2 separate regions of the Homo sapiens genome follow, and region 2 is linked to region 1. A link is a loop called in an ENCODE intact Hi-C map of the cell type or tissue named here. Cell type or tissue: heart right ventricle. All regions are shown on one strand. Each heading gives the region's core, and the rest is flanking DNA. Links, peaks and the distances in the headings are about the cores only.

The links. Peaks named below come from ENCODE experiments on the same cell type or tissue, not always from the same donor. Only the 100,000 strongest peaks of a DNase experiment are listed, where the experiment ranks them.
Region 2: it touches region 1 in a loop (10-fold over the local background); 76 of 110 quality-filtered maps call a loop at or near these places.

Annotation. Positions count from the first base shown.
Region 1 is chr6:43,260,032-43,268,363 of GRCh38, reverse strand. TTBK1 (tau tubulin kinase 1) reads right to left here. Exons shown (of 15, transcript NM_032538.3): 13 at 5,014-5,575. Among named protein-coding and RNA genes, the nearest start is that of TTBK1, 21 kb to the right of the region's middle. In heart right ventricle, for the core only: a CTCF peak has its summit at 4,708 (motif pointing left); a DNase peak (open chromatin) is centred at 4,713; H3K27ac peaks cover 938 bases.
Region 2 is chr6:43,330,195-43,338,526 of GRCh38, reverse strand. ZNF318 (zinc finger protein 318) reads left to right here. Exons shown (of 10, transcript NM_014345.3): 10 at 1-2,457. The coding sequence ends at 1,369. Among named protein-coding and RNA genes, the nearest start is that of CRIP3, 26 kb to the right of the region's middle. In heart right ventricle, for the core only: a CTCF peak has its summit at 3,842 (motif pointing right); no DNase peak of the experiment used is centred there; H3K27ac peaks cover 1,304 bases.

The sequences.
Region 1 (8,332 bases), core at 244-8,243:
CTTTTTGGCCAAGTCTAGGATCCTTCTGAGCTAGTCCCATCTGCACCAAGGGTTAGGGGTCTAAGGCCCACCCAGAGAGGCCAAGGGACAGAGGCACCACCATTGCCCAAAGCCCCCTCTCACAGCACATGTGGGTGGCTTGAGTTAACATTCCAGCCAGAGTTTGCTCAGCTGCCAGGCAGAAGGATTTTCATAGGATGGCATTGAATCCCAGAGGGCTCTTGCCCTTCAGATTGGGCACCACTTGTGGCCACCTACTTGTCTTCAACACCAGTTGAAATATCACCTCTGTGAGACCGCTCCAGCTCCCTCCCCTGCAAGCTCCCAGCTTCTAGCAGATAAGAGTGCTCTGTTATCTCCCTGATGGACCTGGATTGTTAACATCTTTCTAGACCTTTGCATCTCCACCCCACTGCTTGTGACCTTGAGCTCCAAAAGGGCAGGACTGGGCAGCTTTATTCATCTTTGTCCCCCAGCCCCTAGCACACTGTCCAGCACGTGGCAGGGAAATGCTTTGGTGGCTGCCGGGCAGTGTCTGTGTACTCAGCGCATGCTGACCTGCTGTGCTATCGGTCAGAGACAACCGGTAAAGGCAGGCAAACAGCCCTCCCCCAGATCACACACTTGCTAGCCTGCTTCACCCTTGCCCTAGCTTTTCCCGCAACTCCTAATTTGCACCTTAAATTTCCTTGAGAACAAAGCCAGGTGTGAAAAAAGAAAAAAAACAAAAACAAAAAAACCCACCATCACCAAAGAACAATAGATACTTTAAAATTGTGCCTGCTTTCACACTGTTTCCCTCCCGGTTCCCCACATGTGCAGGTGACAGAGTTGTAGGTGCTCATAGTTTAAATGATTGGTGTTATGAGGAAGTTCACACATCAGGCACTGAGAAAATTGAGGTAGGTCTAGAGAGGGCGCCTCCAAAAAGGTGGTGGGAAAGAGGGAATTCAGCAGAGACTTCCTGCCTGCCCTGAGCCGCATAATCTCCGCCTGTGGGTGGAGAGTCCCAAAAACTGTGATTCTAGGAAGCAGCCAGATTTGGGAGGTCCTGCCATAGGCCCAGGCTGGGCTCACCACTTCCTTCAGGCCAGCCCAAAGACAGAAGAAAAAAATAGGCCAGTCCATTTCTCCCTGCTCCTCTACCCTTGATGAAGGAAGATCTCTGCTTCACCCCGCTGTCCTGAAGTACTTGGCGAAACATGTTGTACCCCATATGTTCATCCAGAGACACACACAGAGGCTGCCCTGCACACTGACATGGCCACAGGCACACCTGCTGACATGGCCCAGACAGTGGGTATGCACAGAACACACACACACACACACACACACACACACACACACACACACACACACACACACGCATGCTCCAGGCTCTCTCTGATCCTGCACAAACCATCTGCTCTCTCTGGCCTGTATGTTTTCTGTTAAACTCACAGACCTCAGGCTGGGCGCGATGGCTCACGCCTGTAATCCCAGCAATTTGGGAGGCCGAGGCAGGCAGATCACCTGAGGTCAGGAGCTCAAGACCAGCCTCAACATGGAGAAACCCCGTCTCTACTAAAAATACAAAATTAGCCGGGTGTGGTGGTGGTGCATGCCTGTAATCCCAGCTTCTCGGGAGGCTGAGGCAGGAGAATTGCTTGAACCTGGGAGGTGGAGGTTGCAGTGAGCCGAGATCACGCCATTGCACTCCAGCCTGGGGAACAAGAGCAAAACTCCGTCTCAAAAAAAGAAAAAAAAAAAATTCACAGACCTCAGACGGAATGGCTCAGAGCTCAGCTCTCGGAACGAGTTGCCTGGGTTCAAGTCCCGTTGCTAACACTTACCAGCTGGTGGTCACCAGCTGAGCTAAAAACTTTGCTTCTCTGAGTCTTAGTTTTCTTACTTTTAAAATCAGGATTCCCTGTTCACAGTGTTGTTGTGAAGAATATACATGTAAACATGAAAGTGCTTAGGACAGTGCTAACTATTGTTGTCATTATTAGAATTATTACTCCAATTGTTACCATCAATAGAAATGCTTTGACATTCTAGGCATCTGTGGTTCTGTACACACTTGCAGACCTGCTGCATATTCTACACAAATGCAATAATGTGTGCACCCACATGCAGGCACATACATGTGGACACATCCATCCACCAGTGCACAGCTCGAGCTCCGCTGACACAAACGCACATGCACAGGGGCAGAGTGCTAACCAACCTCGATTCTATACACTGTGGGGAACCCGAGGCCCACAAACACCTCACCCCCAAAGACACACACAACTCATCTCTTGCTGACATAGGTAGTGCCAGTCCCTGTCACAAGCAGGACCCGAGCCCGAGACTGATTACAGAATCGGCCTGTGCTTCCCCACCCCACCAAATCTCTCTCTCCCCACCCGCTTGGCCAGAATTCCCCAAAGTGAGGATGAGTCCCAGGACACAGGTAGGAATCTGCAGGTAAGAAAAACTTTAGAGATGAACCTCGGAAGAACCTCAGCTCCCTCACCTGGAGACCCAGAAAGGGACACTGACTGGCCCTCAGTCACTGGGAAGGGAACGGCAGAGCCAGGTCCAGACCTCAGTCTCCTGACTTTAATTCTCGGCTCTCTCTTGACACTGTCTGTCACCCTCCCTAGACTCTGCACTTCCTACGGGTACAACCTATTGTGCAAGTCACCTCTGATGCCTGTGGTACATGGCACACAGTAAATACTCAGTGAGTGTGGATGAATAAACGGGAGCGGAGCAAGGACCCCAAACACATTTTGCTCCCTCTCCTGCTGCCTGGTGCTGGGTGTGGTGGGAGCAATGGCTAGTTACAACGCAATGGTGCCAGCCCACTTGACTGCCAGGTCTGCCAGGGCTGCTCCTCCAACTCAGGCCAGCTAGGGCCTCTCTGGGTGAGGACTCACGGGCCCCACTTTTTGAGCCCCCAGTTTCCAGTGTCCAGGCAAGGCCTGGATGCATACTCCCCAGGATCACAGCTCAGAGGTCCTCTCTTCTAGAAGGGACCTCTAGATAGGGATGGGGTCTGCATACACTCCTGCCCACAGCTGCTTTTCCCAGGGCACCCATGTGATCCCAGGCAAGGCCTCCCAATCTGAGCAAGTGGTAGAACTGGCCCCTGGCCCAACACCTGGGCACCTCCCAGAGCCACCTAGAGTGTACGCCCCCAATGTGGGACCACTATGTGGAACGCGGCACAGCCCCTGAGCCCCTTCCGGCATCCCCTCCATGACTCTCCCCAGCCCCTCTGTGGGTTCATGGACCCCATTTGGAGTTTTCCTCCATTTCCCAGGTCAGAGTTCAGCCTCTGTCCCACACAGCAAAGCCTGGTCAGGCCAGTGGCTCTCTGCCTATTCTGACACCCTGTCCTTGTCAGAATAACCTAAATATCATGAGACATTTTGCAATTTGGCCACCATCTGGCCCCTCCCTGCCCTTCCAGCCTTGTTCCTCAGTCCTCCCACACAAGGAGTTGCCATTGCAGCCAGACTGGGCTCTCCCAGGGCACCCAACACACCTGTCCCTGTGCTCAACTATAGTCTCTCTCGCCTTGGCTCCACTCCTCCCCACGGCCATCCACCTGGCTCTCAGAGCTCACCTCCTCCATGAAGCCCGCCCTGATCATGGGAACCACTTCCCACTCCTCCCTGCTGCCCTCCAGACCTCTCCTGCCCTGATTTCGAGGACCTTCTCCCCTGTGCTCCTCCCATGCTCCGACCTCTCCCTCTCACTCATCATGCAGAGCTCCTTCTCCTCTCATTCCCCCTAGATGTGAGCACCTCTCAGCTTCTGCCCTCACTTTTGGGTTCCACACCCTGCACAGTCCTTTTGGGTAACATCACCCATTCCCATGGTTTCCCAAACCCCGAAATCTGTATTTCCAGGCGAGATCCCTCTCCTGAGCCTCAGGTGCCTACACGTGGACATCCCTTAGATTCCATGAAGTTATTATATTTATTTTATTTTATTTTATTTTATTTTGAGTCAGAGTCTCGCTCTGTCACCCAGGCTGGAGTGCAATGGCACAGTCTTGGCTCACTGCAACCTCTGCCTCTTGGGTTCAATCAATTCTCATGCCTCAGCCTCCCAAGTAGCTGGGATTACAGGCAGGCACCACCACACCCGGCTAATTTTTTGTATTTTTAGTAAAGATGGGGTTTCACCATGTTGGCCAGGCTGGTCTTGAACTCCTGACCTCAGGTGATCTGCCCACCTTGGCCTCCCAAATTGCTGGGATTACAGGCCTGAGCCACCGCACTGGTCAGATCATTGTATTTAAATCTGAATTCTCATTCCCTTCAAAACCACTCAGGGCATCAGCCGAGACACGAGACGCCCTGGCCCCCACTCCATCACAGCCTGCTTGACCTATCCCCAACACCCTTGGCACTATCCACCTTGCCCCACATCCACAGCCCCACCTCAGCCCAAGCCACTGGGACACTCTCTTGCCACTGCCTGCCACGTGGCCTGCTTGCATCTCATTTCAGGCCATTTCAATCCATTTTCCACACAGCAGCCTAAGGATCATTCAACAGTACCAATGTAATCATATTGCACTCCTGTTTAAAAGCCTTCAGTGGCTCACCAAACCTGCAGCATCAAGTCCTGGCCCCTTAGTATAGCCCCAAGTCCCTCCGTGGCAGGGCCCAGGGCTGACCTCACAGCCTTGTCTGCTGCAGTGTGCCATCAGCTCAGTGTTCTCAGATCGCCCCCTCCCGGCCTGTGCAAAACACTGTGCCCGTGGCCTGCGAGGCCCTTCTCCTGCCTTGTCACTTGGCTTCACTGCTCATAGTGCCAGACTCAACTCAGAACTGAGAGGGCACTTCCTCTGGGAAGCCTTGCCTGCCCCTCAAACATGGTTTCAGACCCTTAAGCCTGTCTACCTCCATCACAGCCCTGTGACTGCTGGCTTACTGGTCAGTAGTGCCAGCACACATGGAGCACCCCAGGCCTACACACCAGGACTCTGGGCATCTGGAGATGGGGAGTGGGGTGCAAGCCCAACCTTACCTGTCTCTGTGGGCCTGTGGGGTCCGACTCTCTCCGTCGAGGGCGGGGTCCCGAGTGCAGGGGTGAGTGGGAAGGGCTGCCAGGCGTGGGGGGCTGTGACGTCTCGGAACGGCCATCGCCCTGGCTCAGCTGGGGTGGCAGGGGCTGGGGCGGCAAATGCTGCAGGTCCTCCTCCGCCAGCGCCTGCATGCTGCGTCCCCGGGGCCGGACGGTGGGCTCTGCCCCCAGCCGCCGCCGCTCTTCGCCCTCCTCGGGCAGTGGCCGCAGCTCCTCGGGCTCCTCATCCGTGGTGCCCGATGTGCTGGGCTCAGCCCCTGGAGGGAAGTCCTTGAGCTCCGTCTCCTTGTCGATGATGACCCACTCTTTGCTGTCGAAATCCTCCTCCTCAGCCAGCGGCACCGAGCGGAAGGCGTTGCTCAGGGCCTCCTGCTCCACAGAGGCTGACACGTCCATGCGGCCACTGGCCTGTCGGTCAGCGTGGCCTGTGTCCACTGACAGCATCTGGGCTGGCTGAGAGGAGCAGGCCTGGCGCGAGGGCGAGCCAGGCAGATCCATCCGTGACCTGCAAAGCCACCCCTCACGGGGCTCAATACCTGGCCCCACTGGACCCCCAAGGACCCCACGCCAGCGGCAGGGTGGGGCGTGACTCCCAAAACCTCCTGACCGCAGTACCCCTCCCACCCTGAGCCAGGCCAGTTACCTCTAGGTTGTCACCCTCCAACCTCACTTCCTATCAAGGCTTTGTTAGTTCGTTTGTTAGTTCGTTCGTTCATTCATTCATTCATTCATTCAACAAATGTTTTTGAATGCTTACCGTGCTCCAGGAATACAAACAAGCAGAAAATAAACTCGGGTTTCTGTGCAAGGAACGCTCTCTCCTGGGCCACCCTAGGGAAGCTAATCTTCCTCAGGCAAGCTTTGTTCTTGCCTCTCCAGTGCTCACACCCGCCAGTGGCTGCTTCCTGCTGCTTCCAGGCAAACACACCCAACTGGCCCTTGAGTTTACAGAGGGCTTTCCAGCCTCCTCTGCCATCACCCTCCAGGCCTGCCTGGCTGGTTTCATCACCCCCAAGATGGCCTTGCTAGTCCCAGCTCAACAAACTCCAGTGACTCCCCGGCCCCAACAACAAAGTCCACATTCCTTGGTTTACACTCAAGGCCTCTCACAGCCTGAATACAGCTGTCTCCCCATTTCCCTCACCAGCCCCATCTCAGATTCCACCCTTACGGCCCACCCCCAATGTAGCCTCTCCCCACAGGACCTCTCCCCACACACAGCCTGTCCTTCTACCCTTTGCTGTCTGATACAGGTTGGCTGTCACCTTGGGCAGGTAGCCTGCCTTTCCCATCCTACAAGGATTAGTGCGTTCTATCTCTCTCTCATCACAGGGTGAACCTCATGTCTGTCACATAATCTGTCTCCCCAAGAGACTGTGAGCTCTGCTGCGCAGGGCCTGGGTCCCATCTGACTTTACCCCAAGGGCATTGATCCTGCCTTGGGACATCTCTTCTGTCGTTATCTTTTTTTTTTTTTTTTTTTTTGAGACAGAATCTGTCACCCAGACTGGAATGCAGTAGCATGATCTTGGCTCACTGTAACCTCCACCCCCCAGGTTCAAGCTATTCTCCTGCCTCAGCCTCCTGAGTAGCTGCGCTTACAGGTGCACACCACCACGCCTCCCTAATTTTTGTATTTTTAGTAGAGATGGGGTTTCACCATGTTGGCCAGGCTGGTCTCAAACTCCTGACCTCAGGTGATCCACCCACCTTGGCCTCCCAAAGTGCTGGGATTACAGACGCGAGCCACTGTTCCCAGCCTCATTATATTGAACTGTGCTGTGAATCTCACATTACTTTCAGAGCTTCTCAACTTGGGGTCATGCCAGCCCCAAGAGGAGGATATTTCTGATTGTACAGTAGTGTGTGTGTGGGGAGGTGCTACACAAGAAAGAATCGCCCTCTCTCAAATGCCAGGGTACCCCACTGAGAGCCAGCACGGAGGCCTAACCTATCTGGGGTTTGTGCCACTCCCTCACATTCAGGCTGTGGGCAGGGGGCTGACTTTCATTCTCCCCCAGCATCGAGCCTGTGGTTCAATGGCTCTTCAGCTGCAGAGGCAGGGGTGCAGATCAGAACTGCCTGTGGGGCTTCCTTAAAATACCACCACCCCAGCCTACGTGGGACCTGCCCAGTCTGACTGTGCACAATATTTTCATTGACTTGTTAATAAAGACTTAAATAAAACATCCTTGAGAGAGGCCACCTAGGGTCTTATATTTATGCTCCCATGTCAATGGCTGATATCATTTCCTTTCTGAGGCACAGTTTGTTTTGATGGATGTAAAGGGGAGAAAGGGTGCCAAAGAAGGCTCAGGGCTAGTGGTGCTTGTGCGTGTGTGTGTGTGTGTTTGCATGTGTGTGTGTAATGGGAGCTCAGACGGAGGGTTGGAGACAGGAGACAGTGGGGTGGGAAATCCAAATCTCAACTGCTTTTGTACTGTCTCCTGCTCCCGAGTGCCCCAGAGCCCATCCAGACCCTCTGCTGTCTATGATATCCTGTTCAGCCCTCAACTTTCTCTACCATCCCTGCAACTGGGGTTCACTGTGAGCCAAACCAGTTTGCTTCTTGTTTTCTAAAAGCAGGCAGCCCTTCAGGACTGTCTCATTCAAGGCATTTCCCACCTCTCTTCTCCACTCATATCCCTTCCCAAACTGCCTTTCCTCATTTCTCCGTCTCCAGGGAGAGGGACTCCAGGCTACCACAGACAAAAATGGTGGTCTTCAGTCCTACGTAAGCCAACCTGTGTGAGTGTGTAAGGACTGAGGTTGCTCACAAGGAGACACACAGAGTGGATGCCAGAAAGGATACCCCTCCTATCCCCAGGACTGGGTCTTTGGAAGAGACCCCTTTTCTGGTGCAGAGAAGGCCCCAGTCCTACTGTGGAGTGAAGTCCCACTCAGAGGCCAAGGGAAGATGGAAACATCTCTCAGGGGCCTCCCCACCTGATGTTGTCCCACCCACCACCAGCACAGATGGGGACCGGGCCCTGGCCCTTGTTGTCCACCCACCATCCGAGGTCAACAGACCATTCTCCCACCCTCCCATCTTCACCTCCTAAAGGCTCACCTAGCTTCTCAATGCTCCTTTTCCCCAACTAGGTTCCCGCTGGTCCCCTCCCCTCTGTGACTTCAGATCCTTCAGCCCTAACCCCCAAAACTTGCCCTGCTCTCTCTTCCAGCAATTCCCAGGCCCCCTCCCCCAAAGCTGAAGAGAGCCTACCTCAGCTGCACTTGAAGTGTCTATAATTAGTCTCTAGGA
Region 2 (8,332 bases), core at 129-8,128, 70 kb before region 1:
ACAGCCCAACTTGCTAATGATTGACAAAGAGGCTGAACAGTCCAATAAATTGATGACAGGAAGTGAAACTCCAAGTAAAGTAGTGATCAAATTGAGTCCACAGGCTTGCTCTTTCACAAAGGCAAAATTAGACTCATTTTTATCAGAAGCTAGGTCTTTACTCAACCCACAAGATACACCTGTGAAAATTTCTGCCCCAGAGTTGCTGCTTCATTCCCCAGCCAGATCAGCTATGTGTTTAACAGGTAGTCCACAAGAGCAAGGAGTTTCAGTTGTTAGTGAGGAGGGGCTAGAGAATTCAGCTCCAGAATCAGCTTCTAGAACTTCTAGGTACAGAAGTCTCAAACTCAAGAGAGAAAGATCAAAAGACTTTCAAGTTAAAAAGATCTATGAGTTGGCTGTTTGGGATGAAAACAAGAAGAGGCCAGAGACCTGGGAGAGCCCAGAGAAACCAAAAACAGAAGCACTGGAGCTACAAGATGTCCATCCAGAGTTAACAGTGACAATAGAAAGCAAGGCCCTAGAAGACTTTGAAGCTACAGACTTAAAGGTAGAGGAGCTTACTGCCCTGGGGAATCTGGGGGATATGCCTGTTGATTTCTGCACTACTCGGGTAAGCCCAGCACATAGATCCCCAACTGTCTTGTGTCAGAAAGTGTGTGAAGAAAATTCTGTATCACCTATAGGGTGTAATTCCTCCGATCCCGCTGACTTCGAACCAATCCCATCTTTTTCTGGGTTTCCGTTAGATTCTCCCAAAACCTTGGTGCTTGACTTTGAGACAGAGGGTGAACGAAACTCACCTAATCCCAGGAGTGTTAGGATCCCTTCTCCTAACATTTTGAAAACTGGACTTACAGAAAATGTTGACCGTGGCTTGGGGGGCCTAGAGGGAACACACCAGGCCCTTGACCTGTTAGCAGGAGGAATGATGCCTGAGGAAGTAAAAGAATCTTCCCAATTAGACAAACAAGAGTCACTCGGATTGGAATTAAAAACAATTAATTCTGCAGGCCTTGGGCCATCTCCTTGCCTTCCAGACCTTGTTGACTTTGTCACACGGACCTCTGGAGTTCAAAAAGATAAACTGTGTTCTCCACTCTCTGAGCCAGGTGACCCTTCTAAATGTAGTTCCCTGGAGTTGGGGCCATTACAGCTAGAAATATCGAATGCATCCACCACAGAGGTGGCAATTCTGCAAGTAGATGATGACAGTGGCGACCCTCTGAATTTGGTTAAAGCTCCAGTGTCAAGGTCCCCTCCAAGGGAGCAGGTAATTGAAGACAATATGGTCCCTCAGGGAATGCCTGAACAGGAAACTACAGTTGGTGCCATCCAGGACCACACAGAATCCAGTGTTCACAACTAAGAATAAATACCTAGAGCTACTTGTGAGTGAATCATTGGCTTCTAGAAATCAGATGCCCAGATGATCCAAGACTAGTTTGTTATCTCATCTGGAACCTACACCAAGAGATGCAGTCAGCATCTTAAAGTAAATGTTCATGGAAGCTAAAAAATTTACCTCCTTTCCTTTTCCCTTTCCCCTTAAAACACCAGACAAATCGATAACAACTTATATATATATATATATATCTGTAAAAATGTATTTTGTTAATTTTTTTGGCCAATTTATTTTCTCCCACTTTGTCATTAAAATCACATGTCTAACTGGCTCACCACATAGTGTGCTTTGATTGTATTTTGGCTTTGACTCTGCCATTTCTGAAATGTGGGGGAGGATGGAGGCAGCTGACCTCTCCAGTTGCTGTGTTGTATTCCTACCCAATTTCCTGGGCAGTTGATGCATCTCTGGGAAAAACACCAGAAAGCTTGCTGAAATGGAAAACTTGGAAGAATTGTTCATCTCTTAGGCTTCCATTTGGATGGGCCTGCCTTAACATTGTTTGAAATGCAGCGTGAGTAGCTCTTTTGTTTACTGTTTACACCCCTTATTGGCATGTCAACTCCTGTACTTCCCTTACTCTGTTGCCTTTCTTGAGATGCATTGTCCTGCTAACCCACAAACCTGTTTGGAAATAAACATGGAAGAATATCTGGCAGGCTTACTTTTAGAAGACGACAAATCGGTAAGGCTTATTCATGGTTCATTGCCAGGAGCAGATATGCTTTTGAGATCACTTTTATTTTTGAAATGGCCTTTGTTCATTGTATTGTGATCCAATAACACTTTGTATTAAATTGTTTAGCAGCCATTTGTGTTGTGAAGGGGTAGAAGATCTCTGAAACTTGTCTTGAGATTGAACTCATTCCCTGTTCCACAAACCCATATGTATCCTTTCCTCTACCTCCTCCTTTCCCAATTAATTTCAACCATAGTACGATGTTTGGGGTTGTATATTTTGTTAAAAAGATTAAAGAATTTATGAGTTGGCTTGGACAAGTTTAACTTTATTTTTAATGTGTTAATTACTTGGAATAAATGCATTAATCTCATGTTTCCTTCTGGATTTTTGTTTTGAAATCACACACATTTGAACTCCAAAGGAAAACTAGAACAGTGAATCCCTGCTGCCCTATTGTCTATCCGCACCCGCAACCATGCTTTCCTCACTTGTCAGAACTACTTCATGCCAGAATGTTAGGATATATAGTCTGCCCCAGCGCAGCCTGGGTGGGTAGTGAGTAGGCAACAGTTGTCTGGTATTGGTATCTTCCTGTTGTGAAGCTTTTTATATACCTTTGTGTTGACTCTCCGTAGGATTTTCTGGGAACTGAGCTCCCCTAGGACAATCAGGTTCTTGCTCTTGGGAATTAGGGAGCTCAGTCCTCAGATTTTCTCTGTCCCAGTTTCCTCTTGTATCCCTGTTGTCAGCAGTTTATAACCTGACTCAACAGGGCCTTCGGAGTCTTATTTACCCACCTGTTCCTCAAAGATAATACAAAATTGCTGATCTGGATTAACCTCCCCGCTCCCCCAATTTTTTTTTTCCTGTTTCCTTATGTACAGAGCTATAAAATCCCTAGGTCAACATTGGGAAGGATTTTTAATTTTTTTGACTAATGTCAATTTAGAAGTCATTCTGGCCTCTCTTATGTTATGGAAAGGACACAGATTTGGGAGAGCTAGATCCTTGACTGTGCCTCAGTCATTTACCTTGCTGTGATTTTAGACAAGTTAGTTTACCTTACTGTGTCACAGAGTTGTTTTGTGTTGTTTCCTTTGAGATAAGAATCGTTATCTTTATCCTAGCACCAATATGTACAGGGTCAGGGTATCCTGCCCATGTCACCTTTCTAGCCCTGGTTTTTAGGACAAAGCCTGAGTTCAATGCAGTTTTCTTGCTTGGAAACCATAGACTAACTCAAAAGGTGCCATTTAGAAGAGTTTAAACCCAAGTAAGCTTCAGAGAGATTTGTTTTCCCAGAGAACTACTCCCTCCCTGTTATAGCAGGTTATCTATAGGAATTCAGGGAACATAATTTTTAATGCCAGTTTGTGCTGATTTTCAGTCCTGTTCACTTAGTTCCACTTCCCTTTAGGGGGAGACTGATGGTTTTAGAGAAAGAGTTGGGAGGAGGTAACCATATCAAGATCCCAATCCTAACCTTACTTCCTCAGAGGGCATTGAAATCTTACCCTGTAGGTTAGGAGGGGGCTACTTGAGTGAGAAGAGAAAAAGAGGCAAAATTTATTGTAGGAAGGGCAGAACTAGTTCAGGTAGCTAGGGCTGGAGTACTTTGAGCCTAAGCTTTGGTAGTAACTCCTCTTGTATTCTCTGGATAACTTCAGGATTTACACCAAAGGCATCTACCAATCCGGCTTTTTCAAAAATAATGCTCACTTAAGAGTTACGGGAGTGACATTCTTTATATCTTCCTTGAACCAGCAGAGGGAGAACTTTGAGGATTCTGTATTCTGGGCAGGAAGTGTTGCTGCCTCCTTCCTTTTGGTTAGTGGGATCTAGCTTTGGAACCTATCCAGAGAAGACAGGTGAAAGGAAGGACAGAATTCTAACCCAGTAGCTGGAGATAGAGCATATTTTTTTGTTGTTCTCTACTATCACAGTACTGAATAAACTTTCAACTTAGGAGACTTAGGCACATGGAAGAAATGGGCCCTGAATTTTAAATGCAGCTTATGGTGTAATATAACTATGTTTTAAATTTTACAAACATCAGGAACAACTTTTATCAGATATCCTCAATTGTGAGAAGCAGATGATCAGCAATTATGTTTAAATTTGGGCAAATACCTAATTTTACCTAAGGTGTATAACCCGCTAAAAATTCCCCCTGGCCTTGCAAATGGGGGGCTTCCTGCTTTACAAGCCATATTATATTCACAGGGCACATAATATTCTGCTAATATTGCTGAATAATATAGTTAAGTATTACTTCGCCCATGACACTTCATCTTTCTAAAAAGTCAGAAAGTTAGTATTTTGGTAGCAGAGCATGCCAGCACATAGTCAATTTATCAGTCTGCCAGATTCCAGGACTGAGGAAGAATGGGGTGGGGAGGTGGACATACAGGACACATGCATCCAATAGGAACATAAAGTGTAATTTTAAAAATTGGAGGAGGGTTCAGAGAGGATGTAGCCTGTAACAGAAATAAGTGAGGTAGTTTCTTTTACATATATATATATGTATATATGTATATAGTTTTATATATACTATATATAGTATAGTTTCTTTTATATATATAATATAGATAATATATATATAAACATATATAGGCAAGCTTTGTTGATATATTAATATATATCCCTAAACCTTGGTTCTCACCTTAACAAAGCTTACATACTAAATCTAGGATAAGAACCTAAACAAAGTCTTCATTTATTAACGATTTATGTGAGAACATGGACAAATAGTTTTGTGAGCACATCTCTTTAGAGTTTAAAATTGCAGTAATTTTTATGTAATTTTTAACTAAGTTGTGTATACAATATTCATCGATAAGCCACGAAGTTGAATTTATAATGAAAATCTTCTACTCTTAAAATCACAACTCTCCTGATTTGCCCTCAACCCATATACACTTCCAGAAGAATACATATAAAACATGTATGTTTATGTTGTAGCATTTAATGTGGTTGTAATTTTACATTTATGTTTCTTTGATTAATATATGCTCCCCTTAAGTACATGATAAACTCCCCAAAGCAAGAAGTCTGTCTTTGCTTACTATTTTTTTAATCATTGTATTCACAGTGCACAGTTGTCTGGCATATAGCAGGTACTCAATAAAAATTCATTGAAAGAATCAATGTGGTAATAGTAGCTGTTTTTATTAACAAATTGTGAATACTTAGCAAATTATAAGTCAGTAAAAACTGTAAATTGCCTATTGTATTTTCTGGGTGTTTAGCACTCTAGAAGCCAGCTGTCCTCTTGCTTCTGTCCTGGGTCTTTGTATACAAAGCACTGTATCATTGAGGCATGTCAAGGTTGCCATTGGTTCCCTCACTTCAACAGCATTCTGGAATAATGGCACCAGGCCATGATGGGAACACTGCTTCTGCAGCTCCTAGAAGAGAAACTGAGGATGAGAAGGAGTTAAACTGACCTTACAGTTAGCAAAAACAAAAGGTTTTGGGGATCCAGTTTTCAAATGGCCTCCTTTTTCCTTCCAGCCAGACTTCATAAGCATGCTGAAGTCAGTCAAACCCCAAACCCCTCTGATTTGGTTGAAGAAGTAATTCAACAGTTTATGGTCTCCAGCATCCTCTTGTCATCTCATCAAAACTAAATCGTAACCAAAAAAGGTTGCCTTTGGGAGAGGGAAAAGGAATGCTATCACTTTTTATTTTGTATCTTCTGTTTTGTTTCAACATTGTGACCATGAAAATGCATTTTCTATAAAATATAAATGTTTTATAAACTATACACATGCACACACATACATGTATAAAATGATAACATGTAGTAAGGGTTATCCAGTGCTGTGGAATTATAGGCCAGTTTTTTTTTTACCCCTCTGTATACTTTTCTGTATTAAAATTATTTTTTTTAAGTTGTGTCTCTCCTACTCAGTGCATCCCTGTTTTCCTTCACACCTCTTGTCTGTTTTCCATCATTACAAATAGGTCCTGCTGCTTTTCCCTCAAGACTTCCTAAATTCTTCTATTCCCATCGATGCTGGGCAACATACCTTCTTCAGGAATGTCTTACCATTCTTTCCTTCTTCCTCTCTTCCTCTTCCCATTCTTTCCCCAACCTCTGTTGAACTGGTTGTTCATATTCATTAATGTTGTACAAGCACTTGGACATTAAATGATATAAATCAAGATACCTGTTTCACAAAGTAATACAGGTACACAAAAGATAAAAAAAGTCTGTCGCATGCAAAAGGACAGAAGATAACATCTAGATGTAATGATTTAAAGATTTACAGGCTTTGGTTCCATTTGTGGAGGATTAGGCAAGAAAGAAGTTTTGTAGAAAATAAGGGAAATGAGTATGTTTAAGGGAAGTGAACGAACAGGGTGAAAACAGAGGCAGAGTTACATAACGGGAGAACAAAAGGTAGAGGATGTGGAGAAAGCAGAGATAAAATCAGCCATATTAAGATATTATTTTATTTCGTCTCTCTGACACTCTGTCCCTGCTAAGTTTCCACCCAGCCTTCCTGTAACCACCTTCCTAAGGATGACTATGGTCACATTGTTACAGACTCTCACCCACTTATCTTCCTTTCTTTTCAGGGGCAATTCCAAAAGTCTTCAGATTTCCAAAAGGAAGGACTGCAGCAGACATTTCTGCCCCCAGAAAGGCAGGGATAGAAACCACAGAGGCCACGGAAATGATGGGTGCCCTTGTGGCCAGTAGGCAATCACCTGAAGGATCTGACTTCCAGAAGGTGGGTATGACTGATGGGGGTGGGGATAAGTTGTAGAGAAGATCCTGTCATTTTAGCTGCCAGGAAATGGTGAGTTGGGTGAGTGAATGTGTATATTGTTGTACCTGTAGAGGATGAACAAGATTAGAATGTACATAGAGGGTATGTATTTTAGACTTGCCACTCCTCACCTTATTTAGCATTGAATAAATTATTCCTGAAGTCCCATATCTCATTTTGTGCCATGATACTTACATTAAAGCTGTAGAGTTCAGGTCTTCATATTCTTCCTGGGCCCTAGTCTCCAATGTGCCCCTAAGTAGAACATCTCTTATCTCAGTTCTAGCCTCTTTTATTGGTCCATACAAAGACAAAGTAAAATTGGGTATGTCCTTAGAAGATTGGGGTATGAGTAAGCAAAGGAGACTCAGTGAAGCGGGGACAATCACAAAGGAGATGTTTGATCCTTCAATATCAGACTTCAGGGCAGCTGTCCACCAGTTTTCACTCTGTCTTGTACTTGTCCCACACACATTGAAACCTCTGGTACACAGTAGCAGGCAAGCATCATTTCAAAACACCAAGGAAACCCCTTACTCTCTGCTCATTTAAAATGCCAGTAGAGGACCAGGCATGGTGGCTCATGCCTATAATCCCAGCACTTTCGGAGGCTGAGGTGGGTGGAATGCTTTGAGGCCAGGAGTTTGAGACCAGCCTGGCCAACATGGTGAAACCCCATCTCTACTAAAAATACAAAAATTAGCCAGGTGTGGTGGCGCACACCTGTAATCCCAACTACTCAGGAGGCTGAGGCAGGAGAACTGCTTGAAACTGGGAGGCAGAGGTTGCAGTGAGCCAAGACCATGCCACTGCACTCTAGCCTGGGCAACAGAGCAAGACTCCGTCTTGAAAAAAATAAAATAAAATCCAAGTAAGGGCTGGGCATGGTAGCTCACACCTATAATCCCAGCACTTTGAGAGGCCGAGGTCAGCAGATCAGTTGAGCCCAGGAGTTCAAGACCAGCCAGGCAACATAGTGAGACCCTGTCTCTACAAAAAATAAATTAGTCCGGCATGGTGGTCCATGCCTGTAGTCCCAGCTACTCGGGAGGCTGAGGTGGGAGGATCGCTTTGAACCCTGGAGGTTGAAACTGCACTGAACTCTGATTGCACTATTGCACTCCAGCCTGAGCAACAGAACAAGACCCTGTCTCAAAAATAAATTTAAAAAAAACTAAAAATGGGCCAGGCGCGGTGGCTCATGCCTGTAATCCCAGCACTTTGGGAGGCTAAGGTGGGTGGATCACCTGAGGTCAGGAGTTCGAGACCAGCCTGGCCAACATGGTGAAACCCTGTCTCTACTAAAAATACAAAAATTAGCTGGGCATGGTGGCATATGCCTGTAATCCCAGCTACTTGGGAGGCTGAGGCAGGTGAATTGCTTGAACCCGGGAGGCAGAGGTTGCAGTGAGCCTTGATTGGGCTACTGCGCCTCAGCCTGGAGGACAGAGACACCAACTCAAA